Linked DNA regions of Homo sapiens: region 2 is linked to region 1. Evidence: read pairs that join two places in POLR2A ChIA-PET (ENCODE). Cell type or tissue: A673. All regions are shown on one strand.

What was found. ChIA-PET counts read pairs that join two places held together with the same protein. Peaks named below come from ENCODE experiments on the same cell type or tissue, not always from the same donor. Only the 100,000 strongest peaks of a DNase experiment are listed, where the experiment ranks them.
Region 2: POLR2A ChIA-PET joins it to region 1 with 18 read pairs; 2 of 35 experiments call an interaction of 5 or more read pairs at or near these places.

The regions. Positions count from the first base shown.
Region 1 is chr10:33,926,503-33,934,502 of GRCh38, reverse strand. No RefSeq gene overlaps it. Among named protein-coding and RNA genes, the nearest start is that of LINC02629, 26 kb to the right of the region's middle. In A673, no CTCF peak of the experiment used is centred here; DNase peaks (open chromatin) are centred at 3,382 and 7,002; H3K27ac peaks cover 5,699 bases.
Region 2 is chr10:33,728,807-33,736,806 of GRCh38, reverse strand. No RefSeq gene overlaps it. Among named protein-coding and RNA genes, the nearest start is that of LINC00838, 40 kb to the left of the region's middle. In A673, no CTCF peak of the experiment used is centred here; a DNase peak (open chromatin) is centred at 3,956; H3K27ac peaks cover 539 bases.

The sequences.
Region 1 (8,000 bases):
GAGGGCATCAGAATTATTTTAATGGCTAGAGCTTAAAATCTCTTCTGATCATTCTAGGATTTTTCTACCACCATATTTGCACCAATGTATTCCACTAAAGTGTTATTTCTCAATCTTTTTTCATTATTAATCCCCCACCCCACTGGTGCCTTTTTAAAGTATTTCTTTCCTCAATTGTACCCCTTTCCATGAAATTTTAATTCCACAGATAATACTGTGTATCTGTTTGTGTGATGTGGCCCTCCATATAGCCACAAAACATAATAGCCAAGATTTTTTTTTTTTGCCTCCCAGGAACTATTTTTCATTCCCCAACTTTAAATGCATGTACTAAAATATGCATATGCAATACTCTACTACCAAGTAAATATTACATTTTATTTCCTTAATACACTACATGTGACTGAAGCCTTTTGAAATAATTGGCTACTGATTGTAATGTACTCTTTTTTAAAAAAAAATTTATTTCTATAGGTCTTTGGGGAACAAGTGGTATTTGGTTCCATGAGTAAGTTTTTTAGTTCAGTGAGTTGTGAGATTTTGGTACACCCATCACCCGAGTAGTGTACACTGAACCCAATTTGTAGTCTTTTATTCATCACCCCATTCCCACCCTTTCCTCCATGTCCCCAAAGTCCATTATATCATTCTTAAGCCTTTGTGTCCTCATAGTTCAGCTCCCACTTGTGAGTGAGAACATATGATGTTTGGTTTTCCATTCCTGAGCTACTTCACTTAGAATAATAGTCTCCAGTTCCAACCAGGTTGCTGTGAATGCCATTAATTTGTTCCTTTTTATGGCTGAGTAGTCCATTGTGTGTGTGTGCATGTGTGTGTGTGTGTGTGTGTGTGTGTGTGTATCTCACAATTTCTTTATCCATTTGTTGATTGATGGACATTTGGGCTGGTTCCATATTTTTGCAATTGTGAATTGTGCTGCTATAAACATGCGTGTGCAAGTATCTTTTCCATATAATGACTTCTTTTCCTCTGGGTAGATACCCAGTAGTAGGATTGCCAGATAAAATGGTTGTTCTACTATTAGTTCTTTAAGGAACCTCCACACCGTTTTCCAGAGTGGTTGTACTAGTTTACATTTCCACCGGCAGTGTAGAAGTGTTCCCTTTTCACCACATCCAGAGCAACATCGATTTTTAAAAAATTTTTTGATTATGGCCATTTTTGCAAGAATAAGGGGGTGTCGCATTGTGGTTTACAAATTGCCAACAAACATGAAAAAATGCTCAACATCACTAATGATCAGGGAAATGCAAATCAAAACCACAATGTGATTGCAATATACTTCTAATGTTTTGCTTGAAAAGAAGTTGCGATTAAAGTTCACATGTTGTATGTGCATCTCCTGTTGGTAATGTCAGCCCTGCAGCTGCTGGGCTGATGAGGGAGTGAGGATATAGTTGGACCCAAGCTGGACATCAGAAAACAGTTCTTGGCCTACAGCGAATCATCAGAATTTAGCTCTATCCACTGTGGAAGAGAAAGTGACTTCAGCTAGGTGTAATGTGCACATTGCACTCTATTTTGTAGGGTTTCCACCATGGCTTTAAGGTAAAAAAGTTTTTTCTCCCTCTCTACCCTCCTCCTAATCTTTTCAGCTTCATCCTGACACCTTCAACCATAAAGACGCAGTTTCTCTTTTTCCACTTCGCTTCTGCAACATTGAGTTTTGGTATCAAGGAGGGCAAATACAAAAAAAGTAGGAATAAAAAAGGTGATACAGAAAGACAGGAAAGAGAGAAGAAAAAATAGGAGGAGACACTGGGAACAGCATCATGAAGTGTCTGATAAGAGGTGGGTGGATGGGAAGAGGAAGAAGGGTTTCACTGTGGTATGCGGATTGTTCTATGCACCTGATTATGATTCACAACATCTTTCCAAAAAACCTTTGCTGATCAACATCCTCCTTTTACAACGGGGGACAGAGATGATGAAGAAGGTGTTACAGGAAAGGGGCCCCAATCCAGACCCCAAGAGAGGATTCTTGGATCTCGTGCAAGAAAGAATTCAGGGTGAGTCCACAGAGTAAGTGAAAGCAAGTTTATTAAGAAAGTAAAGGAATAAAAGAATGTCTACTCCATAGACAGAGCAGCCCTGAGGGCTGCTGGTTGCCCATTTTTATGGTTATTTCTTGATGATATGCTAAACAAGGGGTGTATTATTCATGCCTCCCCTTTTTAGACCATATAGGGTAACTTCCTGATGTTGCCATGGCATCTATAAACTGTCACGGCACTGATGGGAGTGCAGCAGTGAGGACGACCAGAGGTCACTCTCGTGACCATCTTGGTTTTGGTGGATTTTGCCCGGCTTCTTTACTGCAGCCTATTTTATCAGCAAGGTCTTTGTGACCTGTATCTTGTGCCGACCTCCTAACTCATCCTGTGACTTAGAATGCTTTAACCATCTGGGGATGCAGCCCAGTAGGTCTCAGCCTCATTTTACCCAGCCCCTACTCCAGATGGAGTTGCTCTGGTTCACACGCCTCTGACAAAAGTACTTAGAGGAAGCTTCAGTGACTTGCTCATGTTTACATAGCTACTAACCAACAGAACCAGGATTCAAACCCAGAAGTCCAGGGAGCCTGTGTTCATCACCATGTGCCTCTGCCTTTACACCAAGAACCCACCAAAGCCCCACCCTCTCCAAATTCCCCAGTACTGAGTGCTATTGCCTGAAAGTGTTTTTCAAATTGTCCCTTAGCAGGGCTCTTGAATGTTGTTGCTCAACTTTTACTGTTTCAAAGAATCCCCCAAGGATTTCATTCAAAATGCAGATTCCCATGCTCAGTGCTGGAGAGAAGTAGATACAGAGCCTGGAAACCTGTCATTTTAAAGAGCACTCCCAGTGGTCTTCAGTGTCTTCAGGTGGCCTTTGTACCCACTTCTCAGTTCCACTTCACTCAGAGCTGCTCCATTTTGTGTGTTGCATTGTTAGGTTTCTGCCCAGGATTCCCTTCAAGGACAAGGCTGTTCAGCCTCCATAAGTCAGAAATCCACTGGTCTGGCGGGGCATGGTGGCTCATGCCTGTAACCCCAGCACTTGGGGAGGCCGAGGTGGGTGGATCACTTGAGGTCAGGAGTTTGAGACCAGCCTGACCAACATGGTGAAATTCTGTCTGTACTAAAAAAATTAGCTGAGCATGGTGGCACATGCTTGTAATCCCAGCTACTTGGGAGGCTGAGGCAGGAGAGTCACTTGAACCTGGGAGGCGGAGGTTGTAGTGAGCTGAGATCTTGCAAGTACACTTCAGCCTGGGTAACAAGAGGGAAACTCTGTCAAAAAGAAAGAAAGAAAGGAAGGAAGGAGGGAAGGAAGGAAGGAAGGAAGGAAGGAAGGAAGGAAGGAAGGAAGGAATCCACTTATCTTACTCTTTCCACACCTGGGAGTCATCATGCTCTGTTTGGGAACACTATGGCAAATCACTTTTCATTAATAAATTGCCAACAATCTTAAGTACAGAAACATGAGCATAAAGTGTATATTTTACTTGTATTATTTTATTTGTATCCTGCCTTATTAAGCTAATTACTGAAATTCATGCAATACAATAATACTTAAAAAGTGAAGAATGCATTATAAAGGAAAAAATTAGGCTGGAAAACTAAGATAAAGGTGGGGTATATTTACACAGAACATATGCTATGCAATCCCATATATTTGCTAGACCTGAGTAAATTGGCCTGTGAACTTTCTAGCAGATGAAAAGAGGGAGAGTGATCAGTGTTCTGATTCTTTTCGATAAGCCATTTTCCCAGGAGTACAACCATTCCTGTGATCACGACCGGAGAGAAATTGTCCACCCTGAAACACATTGTGTGATGCTCTGGTGGCATCTTCACAGTAAACCCAATCACAAGGTTCATTTGCTGCTTCATATACCTCCCTTTGTGCGATTTGATGGTAACGTGGCAAAACCAATTCAGCAAATGTAACTTGGTGAAGGGTCAAAATGAGAAAGTCCAGGTGCTCAGTTCTCCAATAGTCATGTTATGGTTTGAATGTTTGTCCCCTCCCAAACTTATGTTGAAATTTAGTCCCCAGTGTGGCAGTAGAGAGGTGGAGACTTTAACAGGTGATTGGGTGGGTCATGAAGGTTCTGATTAATTGATTAATGGATTAATAGGTTAATAGATTGATGAGTTTTCAAGGGAGGGGAACTGGTGGCTTCATAAGAAGAAGAAAGAGGAACCTGAGCCAGCACCCTCACCACGTGATGCCCTGTGCTGCCTGGAAACTCTGCAGAGAGTCTGCATCAGCAAGAAGGCCCCCACCAGACTCAGCCCCTCAACACTGGACTTCTCAGCCTTCATAACTATAAGAAATAAATTCATTTTTAAAATAAGTTACCCAGTTTCATATGTGGTCTTATAAGCAACAGAAAGCTGAGACACCAAGGATGCATTTTAAAGCATCTAGAATTTAGGACAGGGGTTGGCAAACTATGGCCTGTGAATCAAATATGATTTTTTTTTTTAAATTAGTGGTTGAAAAAAAGAATAATATTTCATGATGTGTGAGAATTATATAAAATTCAAATTTCTGTTGTCTGTAAGTAAAGTTTTGTTGGCATACATCACATTCCTTTATTTTAATGTCTATGCCTGCATTTTTGCTACAACAGCAGAGTTGAACAGGTGAGGCAGAAACCACGTGGCCCACAAAGGCTAAAGTTTTTACTATCTGGTCTTTACAGATAAAATTTACTTCTGCTTTAGATGATTGAGAAAGGGATGAACTACATATCGTTCAGCCTTGTTTTTCTCAACTGACCTTCGCTTGCTACTGAGAGGCAATGAGTTAAAAGCCACAGTCCCAGAGCAGTGTTTAGAATATGCATGTGCTATTTTTCCTCTCTTGAGGTAGACACATATTTTTAGAGTCAACTGAGCTGTGTGCGAGACACCCCTCCTCTTCTGAAAAATTGCAAAACTTAATGGGAGCATGCTATATATTTATGATATAAAACCACAGCCATGAACACACAGATATATGGGAAAAGAAACAGACTGTTGAAGCAGCAGGATCCTCAGTTACTGAGTTTTCATCTGATCATTTGCTATTTGTTCTTCTATTTTGTCATCTGCCAGTGGTATTCTAACAGACACGTGGGAGCAAACACCGAGGTTGTAAGAAAAATATATGTTGGAAAACCAGCTTGACGGTCATTAACTCAATATTCTTCCCAGGACTTGTTTGTGTCTGATATCCTTGGATTTTATTTGCAGGATATTTTGACACGGCTTATAGAGCACTATTGTTTTACGGGAACAGTTTGAGAATGACAAGTTTAAAACAGAAGTGGACTCTAACTCCTTTATTGCAAGACAGGGTTCTGAAATTTTACAGGGACAGGAGAATCTACTCAATTACTAACCAACAACTTTATAATCTTATCACGATAATGAATTTTACACAATCTAGTTGCCTGCCGATGTCTGTTCCTAACAGTATAAAATGTAAACAGCACTAGCAAGCCTGTTTTGGGTTCATTAAAGTAAGCATGTACCAGTCACCTGAGCAATATGGACTGGTGTGATAATAAAATTCTTAGGAAGCTCTCTTTTTAATACAGTAGATTAGAAAACTTGGGTAGGGTATTTTCTCCCTAATAATGCTTCAAAGGTATAGAGAAAGCTGTCCTGGATTCAACTGTCAATCTATGCTTAGAAATGTCACCAATAATTTGTAGCCTGGAAGTGCCTGACTTATGGACCCCTGGTGCTAATTGGATCCACTGATTTCTGTAAAATCCCCACCTGTCATCAGCTCAGTAATAGGTATGGTACTGAAACTCTAATGAACCCAGGACTAACTTTAAATAGCCACTGATTTTTTAAAATGTTGTTACCAGGCCACAAGTTTGGATTTTTAGGGAGGGAACTTTATTCTTTTATAGCCTCTATATAATCTTATAATCTTTGATTAGGATCTAAGCTGTTTAAGAAGGAGGTCAAGTTTTATCCTGGAGGACACCCTATTCTTGTAGAAAAGGTTGTTGGAATTTCAAAACTCCATCAGGTAGAGCTTGCTTAGAAACTGCAGAGAAAATGAATCTTGAATTCTTGTTAGCTAGGAACTGACTTGCTTCACAGCAGCAATAGAAAAATTCATTTCAGGAATGAGGAATCCGTTTTCAGGAGTCCAATGAAATGGATTGATCTGAGTGGGTGACCTGAAACTGCATTGCTGCCTGCATAGTTTAACTTTGGTCGCTATTTTCTTTGGTGCTGCAGTTTTGGAGCAGAAAACTTGCAAATCTGTTTTACATTACAGTGGGAGGTCTTCTCCTCTAAAAGAAGTGACTCTCCTGGGTGACAGGGTAGTGTCCTCTGGGAGAAACAGGAATACATTTGGAGGGGCTCCAGTAAGCATCATTGTTCTTTGATTCCTACCAGTGTCCTACCTCTTCTTAGCAGGACACTCCCAGGAGCTGTTTGCCATGGAGGGGACCAGGCTGCTCCAACTGCAGTCTGTCACCCCCTCCAGCTGGACTGGAGAGGCCTATGGAAGCAGCTGGGGTCTTGGTTGGAATATTCTCCTCATGCTAACTAGGTCAGAACCATTTCTGTTACATTCTTCTGTTTAGCTTGATGGATGGAATATAAAATGCTCCCCTTCCCAACACGTACCACTTTACCCACCTGAAAATCCCATGAGGACCTCCATGTTATGAAATGTGCTTACTGAGAAGTGGCTTTTGCTTTTATGGCGATGAAAACCTTGGGTGTCCACGAGGAAAACACACTGTATCCCACTATACCGTTTGCCAAAACTAGCAATTTATGATGCTATTCCCCTAAACCAATGTCCAACTAATATCAACTTGAGTAATTTCACCGATGTGATTCCTGTTCTTGGAGCCCTTGGGCCATAGCTGCTGTGGCTTCCACCCATGCACCAAAATAGATTAGCAAGGAAGGACGTGTTAAGTCATGCGGCCCAGCCCAGTCATCTGACCCTGGGGAGTGTTCCCTCTGGAATGGCTTTCTGATGCCCCAACTCGTCGGATTGGAATAATGCCAGCACAGGACTGTGGCTTCTTCCCGTGGGAGTTGGTAATATAGTCTCTTCCTGGTTTCAGCATTTTTTAACCCCCATTTCTTGATTTATTCAATCCTTCCTGGGAATGGCCAAGCCAGCCGTCTGCTTATGGAACCCTTACTTCTCCTTTCCATATTTTCCAAGATTATCCATTAGCTAGATGTGGGGCATCTTATATCTATCTGAAGTCATCCTTTTGGTAAACTCTGCTTAGGATTCCTTTGTGAAGTGGGTTGTCCTTCATCTTCCTTATTTTGTTGCTACATATTCATAAATTCTCTTTACTTTTTCTCTACCTCTTCATTCTTTTTAATTTTTAGTTTATTATGAGTACACAGTAGGTGCATATATTTATGGGGTACATGAGATATTTTGATACAGGCACACAATGTGTAATAATCACATCAGGGTAAACGGGCTATCCATCACCTCAAGCGTTTATCATTTATCTGTGTTACAAATATTCCAGTTATACTCTTTTACTTGTTTTAAAGTGTACAATAAACTATTGTTGGCTGCAGTCACCCTGTTGTGTTATAAAATGCTGGATATTATTCATTCTCTTAACTATATTTTAGTACCCATTAACCATCTCCACTCCCCCCGTACCCCTTACCTTTCTCAGACTCTGGTAACCATCATTCTACTCTCTACCTCCATGAGTTCAATTGTTTCAATGTTTAGGTTTTGTGAATGAGTGAGAACATGGAAGTTAGTGCTTCTGTGCATTTAGCCTTTTCATTTTTCATGCTATGGGTATGTCAACATGAGAGAGAAAGGGAAATGGGAAGAAAGAGGAGGTGCAGACTCTGGGGGTCCCTCACCAGGGCACTAGCAGCAAATGTTTGGTCTCAGGGCTGACTTGGAGTCAGAGGATGCCAAAATGGAAAAGCGACTGCCTGGAGATGTTGGTTTTCCAAGACCTGAGATAGGAACTA
Region 2 (8,000 bases), 200 kb after region 1:
TTCTCTTATACGTTTTCCTGCCATTCAGACCATCAAAACATTTTTGCAATCTAATAATAATACATTAGGCTAAGTGTAGTGGCTCACACTTGTAATCCCAGCACTTTGGGAGGCCAAGGTTGGGAGGATCACTTGAGGCCAGGAGTTCAAGACCAGCTCAGACAACGTAGTGAGACCTCATCTCTAAAAAACATAAAAAAATTAGCTGTGTGTAATGGCACATGCCTGTAGTCCCATCTACTCTGGAGGCTGAGGTGGGAGAATTACTTGAACCCCTCGGTGGGGGCGGTGGTTGGGGCTGTAGTGAGCCATGATCACACCACTGCACTCCAGCCTGGGTGACAGAGCAAGATCCAGTCTCGAAAAAAATAATTATAGTTACATATTAAAGCTTAAATAGGTTAATTATATTCATTTTAATCCTCCTTTTACTTCATAATTTAGAGCTCTGTAGGGCAATGAACTTGCACCATCTCCTAAGAAGTCTAAGTCCTTGACTGACTGTGAGACTGGAACATTTGTTCTTCCATTTCTTCCAGGGTCTTCTATTTCCATTTGGGAAATTGCCATCTGTTTCTGATATCTCTCCCCAGCTTCCTCTGTGAACTAAAGGGCAAAGTTTCAACTCTATAATTTTAGCAATATCCACCTCCTCTGTTGATAAATAAATCTTTCTGTTTTCTTTTGGGAAACCGCCATCTCCTTTGCTCACCTATCATTCAATACATGCTTCTGTTCTTTCAGGGACTTTCTTTGGAATGTTATTTGGATTTATCTTGGACAGAGAGCTGCACCTGGATTTCAGAAAGGTGGTCTCCCAAGGATCCTATAGATCAAATTCTTTCACAGTATTTTTTCCAATGGATAAACAGAAGAATCTTCCTCACTCCTGAACTGCCATTGCAAGAGAAAAACTGACTATCCCTTTGTGAGGGAGGAAAAACACTGTTAGTGACATCTTTGAATGAGATTCATTTGTTTGTATTCCTCTCTTCATAGCAACCAACTCTGTTTACTTCTGTGATTTTTGTTAGCTGGGTGAGTCAAGGTGCCTTAGTTTCGTTTTCCTGATCTCTAGATTTTAGAAAAGTGTACATTCCCTTTTGCTTGGCTACCATGCCTGAACTCAGAAAGTATAATTAGCAAGATGGTATTTTACATTGAAACATTTGCATTAGTGTCTTTTGAGAGAATGCTACAGCTAAGAGAAGGATAGAAAAGTAACAGGTGGGCCAGGAGTGGTGACTCATGCCTACAATCCCAGCACTTTGGGAGGCTGAAGCGGGCAGATCACTTAAGGTCAGGAGTTCAAGAACAGCCTGGCCAACATGGTGAAACCCCATCTCTACTAAAAATACAAAAATTAGCCAGGCGTGGTGGCATGCACCTGTAGTCTCAGCTACTCTGGAGACTGAGGTGGGAGAATTGCTTGAACCTGGGAGGTGGAGGTTGCAGTGAGCCAAGATTGTGCCACTGCACTCCAGCCTGGGTGACAGAGAGAGATCCTGTCTCAAAACAGAAAAAAAAGTAACAGGTGATGAATGCTTTTGCTTTTGGTGCATGGGATGGTAGCTGACCACTGAGAGGACTATGCCCATATCTAGCTTGGTTAGATCCAGTTAAAAAGGCATATAGAATGCCCAGGAACCCTGTGTCCTTCGGAAGTTCAGTCCTCTTTAGGAAAGCTACACCTATACATTTCAGTTTCTTTAATGCTTTACAAGAGTTTCTGCCAGTTTCCTTTGGTGAAATGGTTTCCAGATCATAGGAAGAAAAAAAGGAAAAGAAAAAGAAATGGAAATGATGAATGGCTGTCATGTGCTTCAGCTCCCAAGCATGAAATTGGGGCTCAGGCCAGAGGAGTGAGTTTTCTTTGGGTCCAAGCCAGCAACCTGAAACCCCAAGAACCCGGTCTTTGGATATGTCATTATCTACCAAGCCAAAGGAAATGGTTGACATGATGCTGACTAAGTGAGATGAATTTTGGTCTATAATTTATGTGAACACCAACTAATAGTTAAAATGTCAATTACTATCAGTATCAAATTGTCCAATCATGTAGACAGTGAGAACAGAGACACAGGGCACTTCCCGAGCTGTCGTAAGGAGTTTGGGCTGCATACTCCGGCGATGATCACTAATTTTGCTGTGTTTTGATTTAGTGTTTTTGTTAATAGAGTCTAGTATGTCTGAGAATATGAAAGTAACACCTGGTGTGCTCTGTGCAAATGCTTCTCTGCTTCAGGAGGAAAGCCAAAGGGGACATGCAGCAGAACCTGAAGCATCATTATAAATAGGCTCCAGGGAACAAACTCCTCAGATTGCTGAGAATAAAACAAAGTCAGAAAAAAAGTACAAATATACAAACCTTTCTTATATGCAAGACATACCTTTAAGAAAAGATTATGTTCAGAAGTTTGTTTTGGGGCAGTTTGTAAACCAAACTAGGTTTTTGGGTTTTTTGTTTGTTTGTATGTTTTTTGAGACAGAGTCTTGCTCTGTCACCCAGGCTGGAGTACATTGGTGTGATCTTGGTTCACTGCAACCTCCGCCTCCTGGGTTCAAGTGATTCTCCTGCCCCAGCCTCCTAGGTATCTGAGACTACAGGCCAGCACCATCTGTCTCACTGTGATTTTATGCCACATCAGTGAACTAAAGCTGTAAGTGTTGAACAGGAGAGGCAGAAAATTCTGATGGGAGAAAATCCTACTGTTCATTATTTAAGCAGTCAGGAAAACAATGATGTTTATGTTGTTTTACTTCTTTTTTTTTATTTTTTGAGATGGAGTCTCACTCTGTCGCCCAGGCTGGAGTGCAGTGGCGCACTCGGCTCACTGCAAGCTCCTGGCCTGATAATTTCTGTATTTTTAGTAGAGATAGGGTTTCACCGTGTTGGCCAGGCTGGTCTTGAACTCCTGGCTTCAAGTGATCTGCCCGCTTTGGCTTCCCAAAGTGCTGGGATTACAGGCGTGAGCCATTGCTCTGGGCCCCAAACCAGGTTTTCATTGCATAGCTTTGTTTGCATTCAAATGTCCTCAAAACACATTCTTGTGTGCACAAACACACACACGCATGCACACAATTTGCAAGTAGAGGCACTGAGTCCAATTTTTAAAAATGTTCATGTGGAGAAGTCTAATTTTCCTGATATCTTAAGACTGTGAAAAGGTGCATATTCTGCCTGGAGTTATTCCTGCCCGAACTGGGCATATCATAGGCTGTGCTAGACTAGTGCCTACATGAAGGCAAAGCTGATGACTTCACAGCCCTTGAAGCAATTGCTTCAGGTCCCAGTGCCTTGGGGATCACATTCCCTTCCTTTTGAGCAACTGAGGTCTAGCAACTCTCAAGTTTAGCTTATTACACGAAGAGTCTCCAAGAAGAACAGGCAAGGCAGGAAGGAAGCCCTCTCCTCGAAGGACCTAAAAGCTCAACATGCTCACGGGGAGAAAAGCTGCAAGTTTATTTTAAATTTATAGTATTTCCCAGATCTACATCAAATCTAATAATGAAAGATATAATAAATTGACCTTTTGGATTTTCTTGTACACAAATATCCTAAATTCATGTCATTATTTTATTCCATTTCCTTCCTTCCTTCCTTCCCTCCCTCCCTCCCTCCTTCCTTCCTTCCCTCCCTCCTCCCCTCCCTCCTTCCCTCCCTCCCTCCCTCCTTCCTTCCTTTCTTCCCTCCCTCCTTCCTTCCTTTCTTCCCTCCCTCCTTCCTTCCTTCCTTCCTTTCTTCCCTCCCTCCCTCCCTGCTTCATTCCTTCCTTCCTTCTTTCCTTCCCTCCCTCCCTCCCTGCTTCCTTCCTTCCTTCCTTCCTTCCCTACTTCCATCCCTCCCTGCTTCCTTCCTTCCTTCCTTCCTTCCTTTCTTCCTTCCTGAACAGCTTAACTTCATTTGCCTGGCTTGCTCTGCCACCTCTGTGAGAAGTCACCACCAATGAGAAGATAACGAATCACACCGTGTCATTTTCATTACTCTGCTCATCTTACAAATCTACAGGCTGTGCTGGTGGATGCTTCTAAGATGTAATATGAGTAAGAGAGAATTCAACATTTCTCCACTAATGTGTCCAGAGAGTCACAATGGCTTTCTGCTTGCCACATTTCCAGGGTTGGGAGGTCCTACTAGTGATCTCAGCCTTCACCTGGACGTGGAAGGTGAAAATATACAATCCATGAATTCAATATCCACTGAAAATAGATTTCTGGCTCAACAAGAGTTTCTGAGACTTCCACTGGAGTTCTCAGGTGCAGAAGGAAAATGCAGTGGTCTGTGGAGCTCACATTCTAGCTGATTAATACGCTGCTAAACGCTGTTTGGCAATCTGCCAGGAGAAATATAAACAGCAAAAGAACTTACTCTATAAGTTATCTGTCTTTTTGCGAAATCGTACAAGGAAAATGTTTAAGAAAAAAAAAGATAGGAGGATGTGTTTTTATTACATCTATACTCATCAGATCCCAGCTCTGTAAAACGCATTAAAAATAACATGAAGTATTTAAAATCAGCAGCAATCACCTTGGTTGGTTACTGATTTACAAGATTAAAAACATTCTGAACTGAAGATGAAGGTGCATGAATAAACACGGGTTCCTGAAAGAATCCTTGGTGATTACTTGCCGGTCTGTTTGGTGAGGGGTTCAACATCTTAAGGAAAAATGTCAGCACGTAAGTGAGGAGGAGGCGTTGATAGTCAACCAGTTTCCTTAGGAAATTGAGAGGACTGTTTCCTAGTCGTGGTGCAGAGCCCTAAACATGATCAGGACTGGTTTTGAAGTCTCTGGCATGCATTGGTTGAGTGGTTGGGCAAATTTTCAAGCTAAATGTGCCTCCTGAGGGCCTTCCCAGTGTTGGGGGGAGACATTCCCTTTATTCCACACCTGTTGGGTTTTCTAACTCATAAATTCCTAGAACGCAAAAGGGTCTACCACGGACGTGGAGTGCAATCACAGAACCGGCATCCTGAGAGCCAGGGCAGGACCTGATACTGTTTTAACATATCCTAGTCTTAGCCTTTGAGTGGCTCTACTTGAATTGATTCTCTTGTTATTTTTTTGCCTTCTTTCAAAATTTATAATTTTGGAGGAAGCACACATCTCAAATAGACAGAGCCTTTGTTTATCTGCATTGTAAACAAAACACTATGGGAGCTGCATAATAAATACACATAAAAATGGGAAGAGGAAGATGAGCAACAGCAGGTTGTGGTCAGCTTTGAAGAATAGGTGCCTGAGTCTACACGTGTTGATGTGTGTGATGTGTCGATGAGTCCAGTGCCTCAGGGTCAGCTGGTGTCTCGATGTTCCATGTAGGGATGTGACTGGAGGGTAAATAAAGGTCAGGGAACTATGAGGTCGGGAATGCAACTGATGAAAGCTGTGTTTGCATCCATTTCTACACCCCAATGCACCTGCGGGATACAGCTTTGACCCTCAGTGACTGTCTCAGAGCCACGATATTCTCCACTGTGGTCAGAAGTGCTGAGTCTCTTTGCCAAAACCCCCATAGGTATATATGCTCTTACCACTGGAGGATCCCTCTGGATTTTTGAGAATTAAAAACCGTATTAATTCTATTTTATCATTTACTTATTTTAGAAACAGGGTTTTGTTCTGTGGTCCAGGTGGGAGTGCAGTGGCACAATCACAGCTCACTGCAGCCTTGAACCCCTGTGTTTATGCCATACTCCTGCTCAGCCTCCTGATTAGCTGGAACTACACGTGTGCCCCACCATGCCTGGCTTAACATTTTTTATTTTTTATTTTTGTAGAGCTAGGATCTCATTATGTTGCCCAGGCTGGTCTTGAACTCCCGGACTCAAGTGGCCTTCCTGCCTCAGCCTCCCAAAGTGCTAGGATTACAGGCTTCAGTGTATCTGGCCCATATTAACTCTTTATAGCATTTGGAGGCCTCTGCAGTTGAGACAGGCTGTCCGTGAACCCACAAGAAGATGATGGAGTTTTCAGTGAGCATGAACTCCACAGGACAAGCTAAGGACACATCCTGCATGCTGCTCCAGGGTCTGACTTAAGGTCACTCGTGTTCCAGATGCCACCTGAACTTGTGCCAACCAATTGGACTACAGGGCATCAGACTCTCCTTTGTGCATTTGTTTGATCCGAGTTTGGCTTTCTAAGTAGGTAGATTTCCAAGTCCAGCTGAGGGAGGAAAAATTTGCCAGATGAAGAAAAACTGCTTTATAACATGAAGCCCTCTATGTCTCTGTGATGGCAAGGTGTCTTAGCAAGCCCATCCTAAGCACTTCATAAAACATCCTTGTTGCTGGGTCCCAGTGGCTCAGGTGGCTTCTCCAGATGCTACCCCGACCCTCATTACAATATCTTTCACTCATGCTTTGGGTGTCCTTGATGTCCTGTAGATTTGCACCTGGACCTGCCTCTAACAGCCACTGCAGACAGATGCCCCTTTGGGATGGCCCAGCTCGCTTTCCGTCACAGCTGTGTCCCAGATGCTGCATCTGCCCGAGTCTTGGTGTCCCCTTCCAGAGCCGTTCTACCCACTGAACTCAGGCCTGGGAATTCCAGGCCAGCAACTGCTGCTTTGAGAGGGAAGTTGGAAAACTGCACATCAGGGTCAGGCTTCATTTTCTTTCCGTGAACCAAGATACCAGTGCTTGTCCACAGGAAATAGCTGCTAGAAACAGCTCTGGAATCATTGATACAAGCGCTAGGTATTATTATAAAGCTCTCTCTTGGCTTTCTGCAGTCTCTGCCCTTTACTGACTTGCTCACTGGACACCCCCTGTCACTGGGTGATTTCTTGATTTTCCCCCTTTTCTGGCAGCACAGTTACACATTCCATTTAGCCAGACACTTGAGCTTTCCTCCTTGTACACATCAGCGTATCAGCAATAGCAGATAGCAACCGAGATACCCCACAGTGCTCTTTCCCAAACCTCAAAACCATGCTAACGTTCAACCCGAAGGTAAGAATTTTCTAGAATTAAAGAGATCAGTAAAAACATTCCTGTTGTATAAACTGATGATGTTTTAAATGTTGGTTTCAAATACATTTCAGGCAAAGTGCATAAAATATATTGGAGCATGGGACCCATTCTGAGGTCATTGTAAGAAGGTGATATCCAGGTATTCTCCTGGGGAATTATTTGGGTAGCCCAGTGAGGGACAAATGAACAGGACATAGGCTGGTTCCGGCATCAGTGGGTGATGTCTGTGACTATGTCAGGATGACAACACAGAAATTTTTAACTCATAATTCTAGGGAAGTGGTAATATGAACTAAATGAAAGCCTGTTTGGGGGAATTCTGAACTGCATTTATACCCCACCAGAGAGACTCATGTTAATGAAAAGGGCTACAGTGATTGAGGTTAACTCTGTCCCAAGGACAGTATTTGGTACGTATTACCTCATTGAATCTTCGCAACAATACAAGAGGGGAACAATATTTATCAGCTCCATTTAACAGAGGAGGAAGCTGGGCTCAGTTAGGTAAAAGGACTTGTTTATGGTAATGTGGTTGATACATTGCAAGCCCAGCAGACTAACCCTTTTCCTCTTGCCTCAAAGCCCATAATCTCAGGACTGTCTCCCATGTGGGTTGGAGATCTACTCACACTCTGATTCTAGTTCTGCATGTGAAGGGGTTGGGAGTTCTTGCCTGAGTTCAGAGACAAAAGAATACCCTTGTGCCTCAGGTGGAGGACACTTTATCCTGGTGCCACTCCCTTAGAAAGTCAAGTGACAGTTGTTTTGTTTTATGTTTTCAGGTTTTTTGGTTGGTCAGTATCCAACCACGCTGCCTATTTGTGGTACCTCTTTCATTCTTTGTACTTTTGGTGGGATAGTGTGCCCTTCCTACTCCAAAAAGAAAGAGAAGGTGGGTGTACCTTCCCGCTCCCTGTACCTGAAGGCCAAGCCTTAAATATGTGGCCTTGATCTGGCTGTTAGAATTTCCTGCCTGGGTTCTCGACATAAGACTTGTGTCATATGACACTGTAACTGCCCAAC